5 separate regions of the Homo sapiens genome follow, and regions 1, 2, 3 and 5 are each linked to region 4. A link is a contact called in ENCODE Hi-C or POLR2A ChIA-PET data. All regions are on one chromosome and are shown on one strand. The core of a region is the stretch at or near the end of the contact, and the rest is flanking DNA. Distances in the headings are between cores, read along the strand shown.

Region 1 (2,700 bases), core at 106-2,605, 530 kb after region 4:
GCTCTTAACTCTGCAACATGCTTTCTATCTCACTATCTTAGTAAGCAACATTCAAGACCTTCACGATTCCGTCTTCATTCAGTGAACATCTGATTACTTAGAGGTTCAAATTGCTTTCTATATCTTAACTCATTCAATCCTTATAGCAACCCCACAAGGCTGATCTTATTGTCAATCTCCATGTTGTAGATAAGGACAGTGAGGCTGAAAGGGGTTAAGTCACTTGGTTAAGGCTCACAACCAGTAGGTAGTAAAGCCAAGATCTGAAACTGGACAGTTGGGCTCCTAAGCCTGTGCCCTTAACCACAACACCATATTGACCCTTCAAGAGTGAAAAAGTATGTGGCGTCTGCCTTAGACAGGCATACTCCCCAGGTGGGAGACACAACCTGCAATAAGTGTGTGCAACCTCATACTATGGGCACCAAGAGAAGAAAGGAAGGAAGGATTAATTTTACAGGGGGAGGAGGGAGAGAATCAGGAAAGCTGCCTGGAGGAGGTGAGCTTTATCCAGTTTCCAGAGCTGACTCACTTTCCTCCAGGTTTCTCTGCAGATGGACGAGTCTTTGCTGAGGCAGGCAGGTAGAAAGGGACTGGAGCTTAAGGGATGCAGTCAAGGAAGTCAGTGAGAGAGGGAGGGCAGGACATTAGGCTTGAAGTGTGTGAGGTGGGCAAGTTAATGAACCTCCAAGAGCCTCAACTTTCTCATCTGCAGAATGGGGATGATAACACCCACCTTCTGAAGCTGTTTGAATATTAAATGAGATAACGTGTATATACTTCCCGACCCAGTATTATTCCTCTTTATTTACCTTTCATAAAACTATTTCACTCACTAAAAATAAATTTAATTGAGCATATTTTTGACACAGTAGCATTAATAATCTTGAGTGTCATTATCAGTCATTCATAATAACAATATAATGAATAATAATGTTAATTGCCATTGACAGCACTAAGTGCTTAAAATGTATGATCCGTATTTATCCAATCTAATCCTCAGAATGTATCTTAAAGATAGGTAAGGCGTCATTATCCCCATTTTACAGATGAGGATAATGAGGCTGAGAGAGATGGAGAAAGATATACAAAGGTCACCCAGCGAGGAAGCGGCAGGATGGGTATTCAGACCCAGGTCTGTTGGTCCCAGAAAAATGTCCCCCCACACAGAGGATGTCCCGTGTTTGCAGTTCATGTTGGTCTTGGCCACGTCCCTCCGCTCTTTCTCAGAAGGAAAACAAACATTCTAAGAGGTCTGCTAGGCCGAGGGAACGCGAACGCCAAAGAGAGGGAGGGAAGGGGCTGGCCGAGGCCGGAGGATGGGCCCAGACTGGGAGGGTGGAGCCGGCTCCTCGCCCCGAGCCCGACAGCCGCATAAAGCCTGCTGCTTTCACTGGCCCGGTGGGGGCCAGCAGGGTCAGGGCCCGCGGAAACCCTCAGCCTGGCGGGCCGGGAGGCCGCGGTGCTGCACTGGCTCGGCGCGCTCCCCGAGTGGCGCTCAGGCGGGGCGCGTTCATTTCATCTACAGACTGTCGGGAAGGCTTCCCGAACTCCTCCTCCCTGCCCGCCTTTGCGCAGGGCCGGACTCTTCGGAAACTGAAATCACGGGCCGCCCGGCCCCCACCAGTCCTCGTGGGATCCGGCCCGGGTTAACCTTCTATGGGGAGGCCCAGGAGGGCCGGGCGGAGCGCCGGGGCGGGCGTGCGCTGACGTGGCGAGCGGCTCCCTCCACCCGCTCCTCCCGCGGGCACTGCCGAGGCCCATGGGCGGGAAGCCGGGCGGCGGGCGGGACGTGGCCTCGGTCCCGGCCCTGCCCCGCCCCGCCGCCACTGAGACTCCCAGCGCCACCAACGTCGGAGTTGCAGTTTCTTTAGCTGTCATATGCAGACAAGTACTACCCACCTCGCCTTTGGAGTGAGCAGCATGTATGTACGGTACCTGACACCTAAGAAATGCTCAATGTATGGTCCCTACATGGTGTCACTGTGATTGTTGTCGTTGTGGTTACGCTGGGTTGGGCAGCTCGCCTTGTGAAATAATGAGCTCCCATTGCTGAGACCGTTCAGGCACAAGTTGAATGAGTTCGGGGGACAAAAAGAAATACGTTAGAACAGGAAGTCCCCCAAATTTGGCATCCCTCAATACCGATCTGGTGACTTCAGAATCACCTGGGAAGCTCAAACAGCACCTCAGACCAGGGATCGAAATCCCGGAAGGCAAGCTCGTCTAAAAGTACAGCTTCATGTGTAAACCACTGATCTAGGCCAATAGTCCCTGCACTTTTCATCTTCAAAGACCCTTCTGTGATTCCCTCCTGCCCCACTGACTGCACAGTGTAAAGTATGTTGTTGACCAAACTAGATTTAACTCACAATTAATTTACTCTCTAACTAAATTATTAATCAAAGCCCCAGAGTTCATTAAACAATTATTGAATACCTACTGTGTGCCAGGCACTGTGCTGGACACTGGTGGTCTGGCGGATAGACAAGGACTCTGTCCTCATGGACTTACCAGTCTGGGGAGGGAAAGCAGAAAATGAACAAGAATTCAAATACTGACACTGAAGCCAAGAGAATCCAGCTGAGCTGAAGGCACCCAATATTCCTACAATGAGCAGATATGGGTGTATCAAAAGCAAAAGCAAATAGAAGCCTGGCACGGTGGCTCACATCGGTAATCCCAACACTTTGGGAGGCC
Region 2 (2,700 bases), core at 43-2,542, 860 kb after region 4:
CTGTCAAGGCAGAATATATTTCAATCTTCCTGCCTCAGGAATTGCGTGAAAATTAATGGGACAGAGGCCCAGCTGGCTTTCATCTGCTAAACAACACCCTTGCACGACTGGTGGTGCACATTAAATGCTGAACATATAAAATGTGCTTTGATGGAGGACCTGGGAATAATTATAGCTTGCTAATTATTGTTAATTTTACCACAGCTTTGAAACTCTAGACTTTCTCAATGACTCAAAAAGAGATTGCAACCCCTGTATGCCATGAAACTAGCCACACAGTGGCAGACAAGCAATTTCTCACAGGCTCCATTCTTTCATTATTTACATGGTTCAGCTACTTACGTGGGATACAGGAAAAGAAAAGCAACGATTTGCTGTGTTAGAATCAAATTGTACAAAAAACTCTTTACAGTCTTGCTGGCTCTTTAAGAATTTGTTCCTGTTTGTCTCTTTATAGCCAGTGCACAAATAAATATTATGTGCGTGTGTGCCTGTGTGTGTGCGCTTGTGTGAGGTACAGAAAATTAGTGTTTAACAGAACTTTTAACCCTCTGGACACCAGGATACCTGTGTTTTACCCTTGATATGGTGAGTAACAGAACTGCTTCCCTAACTTCCCTTCAGATTCTGTGTCACTTCGTGTCCACAAACACTTTATTTAAGGTCTCATCACTCCTAGGCAGGGTGCCAAAGACCCCTCTCAGAAATATGAGGAAGTTGATAGCAGTGTGACTTCAGGTCTTTAAGCCTCATCAGTACCACCTATAAAACGGGTCTGATAGTCCCTACCTGTCAGGACTGGTGTTAGGATGAGATAATGTTTGTGAACTGTAAACTATATAAACGTGTGCTACTGTGAGAACTGGACAAAGAAGAGAGGGAGTGAGAGAAATTAAGGGAGGGCTGGGGCTGGGAAAGAACGAAAAGGGAGTCGCGTATAGAGGAGAGCGCGACAGTCGCGAGCCACACTTTGCAATGAAACTCTTTAGACTTTCTGCCGGGAGAGCGGCCCAGACGCGCCAGGTCTGTAGCAGGAGGCCGCGCCGAGGGCGGGTCCCCAGAAGCCTACAGGTGAGTATCGGTTCTCCCCTTCCCGGCTTTCGGTCCGGAGGAGGCGGGAGCAGCTTCCCTGTTCTGATCCTATCGCGGGCGGCGCAGGGCCGGCTTGGCCTTCCGTGGGACGGGGAGGGGGGCGGGATGTGTCACCCAAATACCAGTGGGGACGGTCGGTGGTGGAACCAGCCGGGCAGGTCGGGTAGAGTATAAGAGCCGGAGGGAGCGGCCGGGCGGCAGACGCCTGCAGACCATCCCAGACGCCGGAGCCCGAGCCCCGACGAGTCCCCGCGCCTCATCCGCCCGCGTCCGGTCCGCGTTCCTCCGCCCCACCATGGCTCGGGGCCCCGGCCTCGCGCCGCCACCGCTGCGGCTGCCGCTGCTGCTGCTGGTGCTGGCGGCGGTGACCGGCCACACGGCCGCGCAGGACAACTGCACGTGTCCCACCAACAAGATGACCGTGTGCAGCCCCGACGGCCCCGGCGGCCGCTGCCAGTGCCGCGCGCTGGGCTCGGGCATGGCGGTCGACTGCTCCACGCTGACCTCCAAGTGTCTGCTGCTCAAGGCGCGCATGAGCGCCCCCAAGAACGCCCGCACGCTGGTGCGGCCGAGTGAGCACGCGCTCGTGGACAACGATGGCCTCTACGACCCCGACTGCGACCCCGAGGGCCGCTTCAAGGCGCGCCAGTGCAACCAGACGTCGGTGTGCTGGTGCGTGAACTCGGTGGGCGTGCGCCGCACGGACAAGGGCGACCTGAGCCTACGCTGCGATGAGCTGGTGCGCACCCACCACATCCTCATTGACCTGCGCCACCGCCCCACCGCCGGCGCCTTCAACCACTCAGACCTGGACGCCGAGCTGAGGCGGCTCTTCCGCGAGCGCTATCGGCTGCACCCCAAGTTCGTGGCGGCCGTGCACTACGAGCAGCCCACCATCCAGATCGAGCTGCGGCAGAACACGTCTCAGAAGGCCGCCGGTGACGTGGATATCGGCGATGCCGCCTACTACTTCGAGAGGGACATCAAGGGCGAGTCTCTATTCCAGGGCCGCGGCGGCCTGGACTTGCGCGTGCGCGGAGAACCCCTGCAGGTGGAGCGCACGCTCATCTATTACCTGGACGAGATTCCCCCGAAGTTCTCCATGAAGCGCCTCACCGCCGGCCTCATCGCCGTCATCGTGGTGGTCGTGGTGGCCCTCGTCGCCGGCATGGCCGTCCTGGTGATCACCAACCGGAGAAAGTCGGGGAAGTACAAGAAGGTGGAGATCAAGGAACTGGGGGAGTTGAGAAAGGAACCGAGCTTGTAGGTACCCGGCGGGGCAGGGGATGGGGTGGGGTACCGGATTTCGGTATCGTCCCAGACCCAAGTGAGTCACGCTTCCTGATTCCTCGGCGCAAAGGAGACGTTTATCCTTTCAAATTCCTGCCTTCCCCCTCCCTTTTGCGCACACACCAGGTTTAATAGATCCTGGCCTCAGGGTCTCCTTTCTTTCTCACTTCTGTCTTGAAGGAAGCATTTCTAAAATGTATCCCCTTTCGGTCCAACAACAGGAAACCTGACTGGGGCAGTGAAGGAAGGGATGGCATAGCGTTATGTGTAAAAAACAAGTATCTGTATGACAACCCGGGATCGTTTGCAAGTAACTGA
Region 3 (2,767 bases), core at 5-2,504, 710 kb after region 4:
CTATTGGTATCTGTAAGTATGCCTCAAAAACTCTACTTTTTACATTGTTTCCTCCCTCAGTACTGTGCTTATAGAATGTGTGTCTATCTACTTTGTGCAACTACACATTCCTTGTGTTTTTTATGAGTGTTGTGGGAGAGGACAGATGAATAATGTACGTTGAGTATCTGCCATAGACCAGGCTTAAGTGAGATGCTTTTCATACAGTATTTCGTGGCTCCTTCCCCAAACTCTGTAAGGAGACATTGAATCCCCATCACAGGGTGATGAAAGTCCAAGGACCTTGGACCATGTGTGATGCCATATTCTCTGCATCATATTTGTGCATCGTAGTGTAGGGACCGAGGTCAAAGCAATTGTTCAGTAAATATAGGAGAATTCTCCCTTGGATTCTTTTTTTTTTTTTTTTTTTGAGACGGAGTCTCGCTGTGTCACCCAGGCTGGAGTGCAGTGGCAGGATCTCAGCTCACTGCAAGCTCCGCCTCCTGGGTTCAGGCCATTCTCCTGCCTCAGCCTCCCGAGTAGCTGGGACTACAGGCGCCCGCCACCACACCCGGCTAATTTTTTGTATTTTTAGTAGAGACGAGGTTTCACCGTGTTAGCCAGGATGGTCTCGATCTCCTGACCTCGTGATCCGCCCGCCTCGGCCTCCCAAAGTGCTGGGATTGCAGGCATGAGCCACCGCTCCCGACTCTCCCTTGGATTCTTGAGGCCCCTTCCTGGAGTCTAATGCTCACTAAGGCTCGGTATTTGTGAGCAAGCACTTTGGAGTCAAATACTTTGGCTCTTCCACCTTCCAGCTCTCAGACTTTTGACAAGTTCTTAACCACTATGTGCCTCAGTTTAAATCAATTGTAAAATGGAAATCATGATAACATCTACCTCATATTATATTTGTTTTCAGAATAAAATGAAATAGTATATGTAAATTATTTTGTATAGTGCCTAGCATATAGTAAGTGCTCAATAAATGTCCCCTGAGTGGCACTACTGGAAAGATTCAGGAAGCTGCCTATCCAGCGTGGTAGGTCTAAGCCTCAGCAGCCTGCAGAAACTTGGGTGCTGTTGTTCACGGGAAGTGAAGCCCATTTTTAGCTGTGACAGTCTCACAGTTGACAAAGGAATGGTATTCATTTCCTTCAAAAGTTGTTTTGTTCTCTTTCCAAGGCTTTAGGGCAAATACTGGCTCAATAGGAAGCTCTCCGAAGGGTGAGTCAACAGTCACTCATTCTAAAAGGTGATTCACATGCCAGAGTGTGCAGTCCACAAATGTTATGGGGGTGGTACCTCTTGGGGAGAGACTGACAATGCCCTTAAATGAGTTGTTTATGATCACAAGCTGCTCATGAACAGACATGAGAACAGATGTGCCAATTAATTTCTCATATCCCCTCCACACTCCTTCACAAAGGGCACAACTCTTTCTCAAAAAGATGCTAAACTTGAGAATGACTAGCATCATTTCTCCCAAACCCCAGGCCTTTTCAAAACTTGGGCTCACCGAGAGTCAGAGGTAGAGCTGGAGATTTGGATGTTTCAAAGATTTGTGCATTCATATTGAGGTAAAATGAGAAAATTCTTGAAAAGCTGCCTGGAGGGGGATTTTGGAGTCTTGGGGGATTTCAGTGGATTGATGGCCTTGCTCCTGAATTTTTACTTGATGACAAACATTTTGTCAAAATCCAAAATTATTAATCTAATATTTTTCTGTTTGTTTCTTCCAGTAGACTGTGCACACCTCAGGGATACCAAATCTTACTTTGTATCTGTAACAGGTATGTTTGTGAAGTCCAGCATTAGCAATGTGTCAAAATGCCTGAGTCTGAATCTGAGCTTTAGGCAAGTTATTTAATCTCTCAGTGCCCCAATTTCCTCATCTATAATATGGAGACTCCAAATAATACCTACCTGGTAGGGTTACTGTGAACATTAATTGATCTGATGCATTGCCACTCAAAGTGGGATCCAAGACCAAAACAGGTCTACAAACTGTTAGCTGTCCCCTGACAGTTACCTACAGGAAGTAAGAGTAACCTCTGTAGCCGTTGCATTTTACCACAGTAGTTTCATTATATTTTACAAATATATTGGACAGTAGTAGATCATAAAACAATTTTTTAACTAGTTCTTCATCATTATTTGAGACCCACTAGTAATGTATCTCTTCTAATATAGATGTGTTCCAGCATCTGCTTATTAAAATGTATATTGTTTTATTATAAATACACTCCTCTAGCTTCTTCTTCATGATTTTTCCTTCATGGTTGTCTTTGAGCTTGGTGCGTCAGTAGTATGATTTCTATTTCTGGATTTTTTTTTTCTTTTCTTTTTTGAGATGGAGTCTCACTCTGTCGCCAGGCTGAAGTGCAGTGGCACAATCTCGGCTCACTGCAACCTCTGCCTCCTGGGTTTGAGCAATTCTCATGCCTCAGCCTCCTGAGTATCTGGGATTACAGGCATGCACCACCACATCCAGCTAATTTTTGTATTTTTAGGAGAGATGGGGTTTGATCATGTTGGCCAGGATGGTCTCGATCTCCTGACCTTGTGATCCACCCACCTCAGCCTCCCAAAGTGCTGGGATTGCAGGGATAAGCCACCACGCCTGGCCTATTTCAGGATTTTTAAAGGAGATACGTATAATGTGTATTACTACAAGTGGGTGTTATAGAGTTGACAAGCACTAATGAAGAGTTTTATTTAATGTAAGGGCTTGGATTTGATTCTAGGATGGAGTAAGAGTGCTATAGTGTTCTAAGTGAAAAAC
Region 4 (2,700 bases), core at 132-2,631:
TCTTGGATATTCTCATTGTCTCACTAATTTCCTGTCTATCACTGCTGCCGGATCCTGAGCACCTCATCTTTATCTGCCCCGCATCTGTCCCAGTATTTATATTAGGTACTCTGTCAATAAGGAGTTGTAAATTTTTGTCTGAAGACTTAAATTGGCCCAAAGACATATTTTGTTTAGCTGATGCAGAGACTTCAAAATGTGTAACTGTGAATGTCTTTAGGTTGGCAATATAGACAGTGTGTGTATCCCCCCCTCAAAATTCCTGTGTTGAAACCTAATCCTCAAGGTGATGGTATTTGGAGGTGGGGGGGGCTTTGGGAGGTGATTAGGTCATGAAGAAGTAGGGCCCTTGTAAAATGGATCCCAGAAAGCTCATTTACTCCTCCCGTCTTTTGAGGACACAGAGGAGATGGCTACCTATGAACCAGGAAGTGAGTCCTCACCAGACATGGAATAAACTGGGGCCTGGATCTTGGACTTCCTAGCCTCCAGAACAGTGAGAAATAATTTCCGTTGTTTATAAGCCACCCAGTCTATGGCATTTTTTAATAGCAGCCCAAAATGACTAAGACAGCTGGGTATGCCCTCTCTAGTTCCCTTGGGCCCCTCCCTACCCTGTCTTGTCGCATATCTGCCAGAGTGTTAAGTGTGTCCTGCCTCTGCAGGCACTCACTTGTGAACCCTTGAAAATGCTATTGCTTGGAATGTCTGTCACAAATACAAATGACACAAAGCCACACAAACCATTCACTTACCTCCCTCCAGCCCCCACTGGTACAATGAACCACAGAATCTGACTTCCCAATTTTTTTCATACTGTCATTCACCATATATTTACTGAATACCTTCTAGGTCCTAGAAACTGGCAGAAAAAGACACAAAGTCTGCCTTAACTGAACTTACAATTTGGTGCCCATGAACAATGATACTGTAGAGTTTTCTTGGGTGCAAAAGGTATACTGATAGTAAATCATACTAGGGAGTTTAAGCCTTTTGAGCAGATTATCTTATTGTGTTTTAATAATAATCCCATGGAGGTAGACAGGACAGGTAGGTTACTCTGTTTTGAAGGTAAACAAATCAAGGATCAAAGAAGCTAAGCATGTTGTCCAAAATGAAACAAATAATAAATGGCAGATCTTGAATTCATGTCTCTGTCACTAACAAAAACACTGCAAAGCAGGGAAGGGTTAACTCCATTTGTGTAATAAGCCATAAAGTTTCCTCCCTAAAGCATGCTACAGATCTAGAATTTAAAAAGGAAAACTGACATCCAAGCACTAACCAGCACGTGGGTAACGTAACCTACACTGGCTTAGACGGTGGGAAAATCATGACAACGGAGCTGGCGAAGAATGAGAAACTTGAGTTTCCAACAGAGTTCTCATTGGGCTCTATGTGTCACCAGTGACACATCTGGAAATAAAAGAGAGAAATCAGGAAACAGAATGCAGCCCCTGCTTTGCCAGGAAATTTACAAAAGCATATTTTTGGTTAAGGCAAAGAGATTTTGCCAGGTGGTACCATGCCAGACAGATGGTCTCCATGACCCAGTAAGAGCTGCTCCAGAGGGACCCTCTCTGGTATTCCCCGTGAAGGCCTGGCACACTGAGATCATTGCAGCCACCACCACAGGCAACCTGTGCTCCAGACACATGAGGCCTGGAAAATACATCATCATCTTTGAGAGATCCAGCAGCCTGAACAATTCTGAAAATGCCCTTTTCGGATATGAACACTACTCAAGGCTCCTTGGCCTTCATTTAATTTAAATCAGTGGTTCTTAATCAGGGACATTTTGTCTCCCAGCAGATAGCTGGCAATGCATGGAGATATTTTTGGTTTATCTGGCTGCGGGTGGGGATATGTGCTACTGGCAACTAGTGGGTAGAAGTCAGGGATGGTGCCACACATCCTGTCATGCACAATGGGACAGCCCCACAACAAAGAATTATCTGGCCCAAAATGTCAATGGTGCCAAGGTTAAGAAACCCTGATTTCAATGTCTAAAACTGATGGATACGCCCAGCCTTGGAGCTAGGCTCTACAGATACAAAGGTCAGTTGGATATGTCCTTTTCCTCAAGAAGTTCTGAATCTTGTGGGAGAGGTAATCATGTAAGGAAATAACTGGCATTTAGTGTGACTGGATTGAAAACTACCCACAGTCTAGTGGTGAGCTCTGAAGTAAGAGAGCTCCCAGTCAGAACGATAGCTTTGCCGTTTACTTATTAACTATGTGACCTCAGGCATGTCACTTAGCCTTTCAATCTCTTCTGAAACTAGGAATGGGAAATTATGATACTGATACTACTCCTACACCTCTTCTTCCTACTACTATTACAGCTTCTACTAGAGAAACACCACTGTGACTACTACTAGAATTGCTGCTGCTGCCATTACTACAGAGGTGGAGTACCAGACAGACAGGAGGCACAAAAGATTGGGAAGCAGAGATATTTACAAACTCTGGAAACTGCCACTAAAGGGGAAAAACTTTTTTCTGCATACTCATGACAATTTTTACATCACGTGTGTGAGGGATTTTCCCACACTAACCAATACTCTAACTCTTCAGAAACCAACCAGGTGTCCCACAATTCAATTCTAAACTAACTACCTGGAGTAAGGGCAGATCACACAGGTTAAGGCTTCAATCCAAGACTGCTCCCATTTCAGATGCCAATCAAAAGTCTAGGCC
Region 5 (2,700 bases), core at 160-2,659, 630 kb after region 4:
CATAGCTTTCTGTGGTTTTCAGCATCCCATTCAATCTGATCCCTTGTGCACCTCTCCAGCCCCCTACATAGTGCAGAACCTATACAGGCCAGCCTGTCTTTCCTCCATTCCTTCTTCCTAGAACCATTCCCGCTTGGGCCTGGCCAGCTCCTACTCCCTCAACCTTTAGGCCTTGGAAGGGATAATACTTCCTGCAGAAAGCCCTCTCTGAACACCAGCCCCGAGGTTGTAACTCAGACCTGCTAATGCCCATCGCATCAGGGGTCTACTTCTACCACAGCTCCTACCATGCTCAACAATAAATGTCCATTTCTCTGTTCATTGAAGCAGTCTGTGAACTCCTTGAAGGCAGAGACTGTGCTTCCTCATTTCTATCTCCAGCACCCAGCATAGCAGGGGCTCAGTGAATATTTCTGGATCAAAAAATTAATGGATCAACCCCCTACTAACCACCTTCAAATAAGATTTGTCTTACAAACTCTACTTGAAACTTTTTTTGTTCATCTGTGTGTGCTCTTCCTTTCCCTAATCTGAAATTCCTGGAGGCCACTGTAGCTGGGTTAAATTGGGACCCCAAAAAAGATGTCAAAACCCTAAACCCCAAACCCCAACACTTATGAATGTGAACTTATTTAGAAATAGGGTCCTTGCAGATGTAATTAAGTTAAGGATCTCAAGATGAAAACATTTTGAATTTAGGGTAGACCCTAAATCCAATGATTGGTTTCCTTATTAGAGAAAGGTGAGGGAGATTTGAGACACAGAGACACACAGTAGGGAAGATCATGTGAAGACAGAGGCGCGGAACGGAGCTGTGCTTCCACAAGCCAAGCAACACCAGGAGTCGCCAGAAGCTGCAAAAGGCAGAGAGTGGATTCTTCCTTAGGGCCCTTGGAGGGAGCGTGGCCCTGCCAACATTTTGATTTCAAATGCTTTGCCCTCTAGAACTGTGAGCGAATACATTTCTGTGGCTTTAAGCTACAAAGCTTGTGGTCATTTGTTACAGCAGCCACAGGGCACCAATAGCAGCAGTAACTATGCCTCTCGCTGGCTTGATGCTCCACCCACCCCTGAATCTTCCACCTTGCTGTACGCATAGTAGGGCCTCCATAAAAGCCCTTGTGAGAGACTGATTAGGAAAGGCCTTGTCATGAGCCATCCTCTGTTTTCAGCTGGGTTGCCTATCCTAATGGTTAACCAAAGCCAAAGAAAGTTCATGAAGACAGCACAGTCAGGTGCATCAGTTAGCATGGCCGGTGACTAGCATCTATTGAGTGCTCACCCTGGGCTAGACATTCTACCCATGCTGTCTCACTTAGGCATCTTTCATTCAACACGTTATTGAGCACCTGTTTTCAAGTAGGTCTATTCTACAAAAGAGGAAACTGAAGCTCAGGGAGGTGGGGTAACATGCTTGAGATCTCACAGTAAACAAGTGGTGGTGTCAGGACTGGAACTTTGGACTCCGGATGTTATTTTTCACTTTTCTAAGCTACCACGGTTTACGACATGAACAGAATTAAGACAGAGAACATGAAGGGAAGGGAGAAAAAGGGTGGAGAAGAGTGATTCAGTGCTGGCAGACATTGTGCTTTTGTTTTCATAGTCTGGGAGCAATTAGGTAGCACACCTGTGACTTTCAATTTGTTGTGGTGGGGCTAAATTTAAACCTTGAGTCATCTTTATCCGTAATCGATATGTATCTATATGAGCAAAATTAATCATATTGTAAAGCTGCCATGGGAATTCTAGACAACATCACAACTATGGTACAAACCACAAGCATGAAAGCCAGGCACGCCATTGCTGCAGACGAAACAGCGTTGGTCCCAAAGGTATGTGTGTGAAGGGCCCCTGAGCAGCCACCTAATTCTCCTCATCACCCTGGTCTGGTTAAGATAAAAGTTGATCAGTGACCCATTCAGGCCCCAAATCACCTGGAGCGTCAGTGCAGGCTCTTCCGTGCCATTTCATAAAGGGGACACACACATTCACAAAATCCAGCAAATATTTATTGAGCACTTACTGTGCTCCAGGTTCTGGGGACACAGCAGAAAACAAAACCAAGTCTGCTCTTATAGAGGTCACGTGCTGCTCAGGGGAGAGAGAAAATAAATAAGTAAATGAATAAGTGTCTAATATGCCACTGATAAGAGAAAAGAGGAAAACTAAAACGGAGGACTGGGAGTGCTTGGGTTTTTTTTTTTAATATTAAGTCATCAGGGAAGGCCTTTCTGATATGGTGCCATGTGGGCAGAGGCCTAAGGAAGTGAGAGGATGAAGCCTACAGATATCTGGAGGAAGAGAGAACTATATATGTGTGTGTGTGTATGTGTGTGTGTATATATGTGTGTGTATGTGTGTGTTTTTGTGTGTGTGTGTGTGTGTGTGTATATATATATATACACACAGACAGATGTATATATTTATAAAAGACCCAAAGCAAGAATGTGCTTGAATGTTCCAGTAACAGCCAGAAGGCCTTTGAGGCTGGAGCAGACTGAGCTAAGAGGGAGGTCAGGGAGTGCCAGAAGACAGGTCACACAGAGCCTTGCAGGCCATGGTGATGAGAAGCCACCGGAGGGAGTGGCACAGAGGAGCAGCAAGGTCTGGTTCAGGTTACAGAAGGACTGCCCTGCATGGAGAATGAAACAACAGGGACAGATAGAGGCAAGGAGACAAGTTAGAAAGCTGCTGCCA

Evidence for each region. Hi-C counts contacts between places; a loop is a spot of excess contacts on that map. ChIA-PET counts read pairs that join two places held with the same protein, here RNA polymerase II (POLR2A). Pooled maps may share reads with other maps.
Region 1: a map with no recorded cell type shows a loop between it and region 4 (7-fold over the local background). The contact joins the promoter of LINC02777 here to the enhancer-like site in region 4. A Hi-C loop is called at or near these places in 3 of 168 maps with a recorded cell type or tissue (gastrocnemius medialis and sigmoid colon), 1 of 37 single-sample maps with no recorded cell type and 8 of 50 pooled maps. POLR2A ChIA-PET finds 5 or more read pairs at or near these places in 1 of 52 experiments (Caco-2).
Region 2: a loop to region 4 is called in a pooled map, with 5 times the contacts of the local background. The contact joins the promoter of TACSTD2 here to the enhancer-like site in region 4. A Hi-C loop is called at or near these places in 2 of 37 single-sample maps with no recorded cell type and 5 of 50 pooled maps. POLR2A ChIA-PET finds 5 or more read pairs at or near these places in 1 of 52 experiments (PC-9).
Region 3: a pooled map shows a loop between it and region 4 (2.7-fold over the local background). The contact joins two enhancer-like sites. A Hi-C loop is called at or near these places in 1 of 50 pooled maps. POLR2A ChIA-PET finds 5 or more read pairs at or near these places in 2 of 52 experiments (BJ and PC-9).
Region 5: a pooled map shows a loop between it and region 4 (5-fold over the local background). The contact joins two enhancer-like sites. A Hi-C loop is called at or near these places in 3 of 37 single-sample maps with no recorded cell type and 5 of 50 pooled maps. POLR2A ChIA-PET finds 5 or more read pairs at or near these places in 1 of 52 experiments (activated T-cell).

Annotation. Positions count from the first base shown.
Region 1 is chr1:58,902,793-58,905,492 of GRCh38, reverse strand. LINC02777 (long intergenic non-protein coding RNA 2777) reads left to right here and starts at 1,355. Exons shown (of 5, transcript NR_183656.1): 1 at 1,355-1,925. RefSeq lists silencers at 1,262-1,511, 1,572-1,961.
Region 2 is chr1:58,575,844-58,578,543 of GRCh38, reverse strand. TACSTD2 (tumor associated calcium signal transducer 2) reads left to right here and starts at 1,292. Exons shown (of 1, transcript NM_002353.3): 1 at 1,292-2,700. The coding sequence starts at 1,388. The coding sequence ends at 2,359. RefSeq lists enhancers at 1,134-1,828, 1,829-2,524.
Region 3 is chr1:58,726,023-58,728,789 of GRCh38, reverse strand. The region is part of intron 5 of LOC112268263 (a long non-coding RNA gene); the gene reads right to left. Among named protein-coding and RNA genes, the nearest start is that of MYSM1, 27 kb to the right of the region's middle. RefSeq lists an enhancer at 741-1,940 and a silencer at 1,902-1,951. Within about 2 kb of position 1,254, at least 5 of the 41 ENCODE cell types and tissues checked have a DNase peak (open chromatin) inside an H3K27ac peak, as active enhancers do.
Region 4 is chr1:59,432,397-59,435,096 of GRCh38, reverse strand. The region is part of intron 5 of FGGY (FGGY carbohydrate kinase domain containing); the gene reads right to left. Among named protein-coding and RNA genes, the nearest start is that of FGGY, 140 kb to the right of the region's middle. Within about 2 kb of position 1,381, at least 5 of the 41 ENCODE cell types and tissues checked have a DNase peak (open chromatin) inside an H3K27ac peak, as active enhancers do; they include gastrocnemius medialis, where a contact is called at or near this core.
Region 5 is chr1:58,804,925-58,807,624 of GRCh38, reverse strand. The region is part of intron 1 of JUN-DT (JUN divergent transcript); the gene reads right to left. Among named protein-coding and RNA genes, the nearest start is that of JUN-DT, 21 kb to the right of the region's middle. RefSeq lists a silencer at 2,434-2,700. Within about 2 kb of position 1,409, at least 7 of the 41 ENCODE cell types and tissues checked have a DNase peak (open chromatin) inside an H3K27ac peak, as active enhancers do.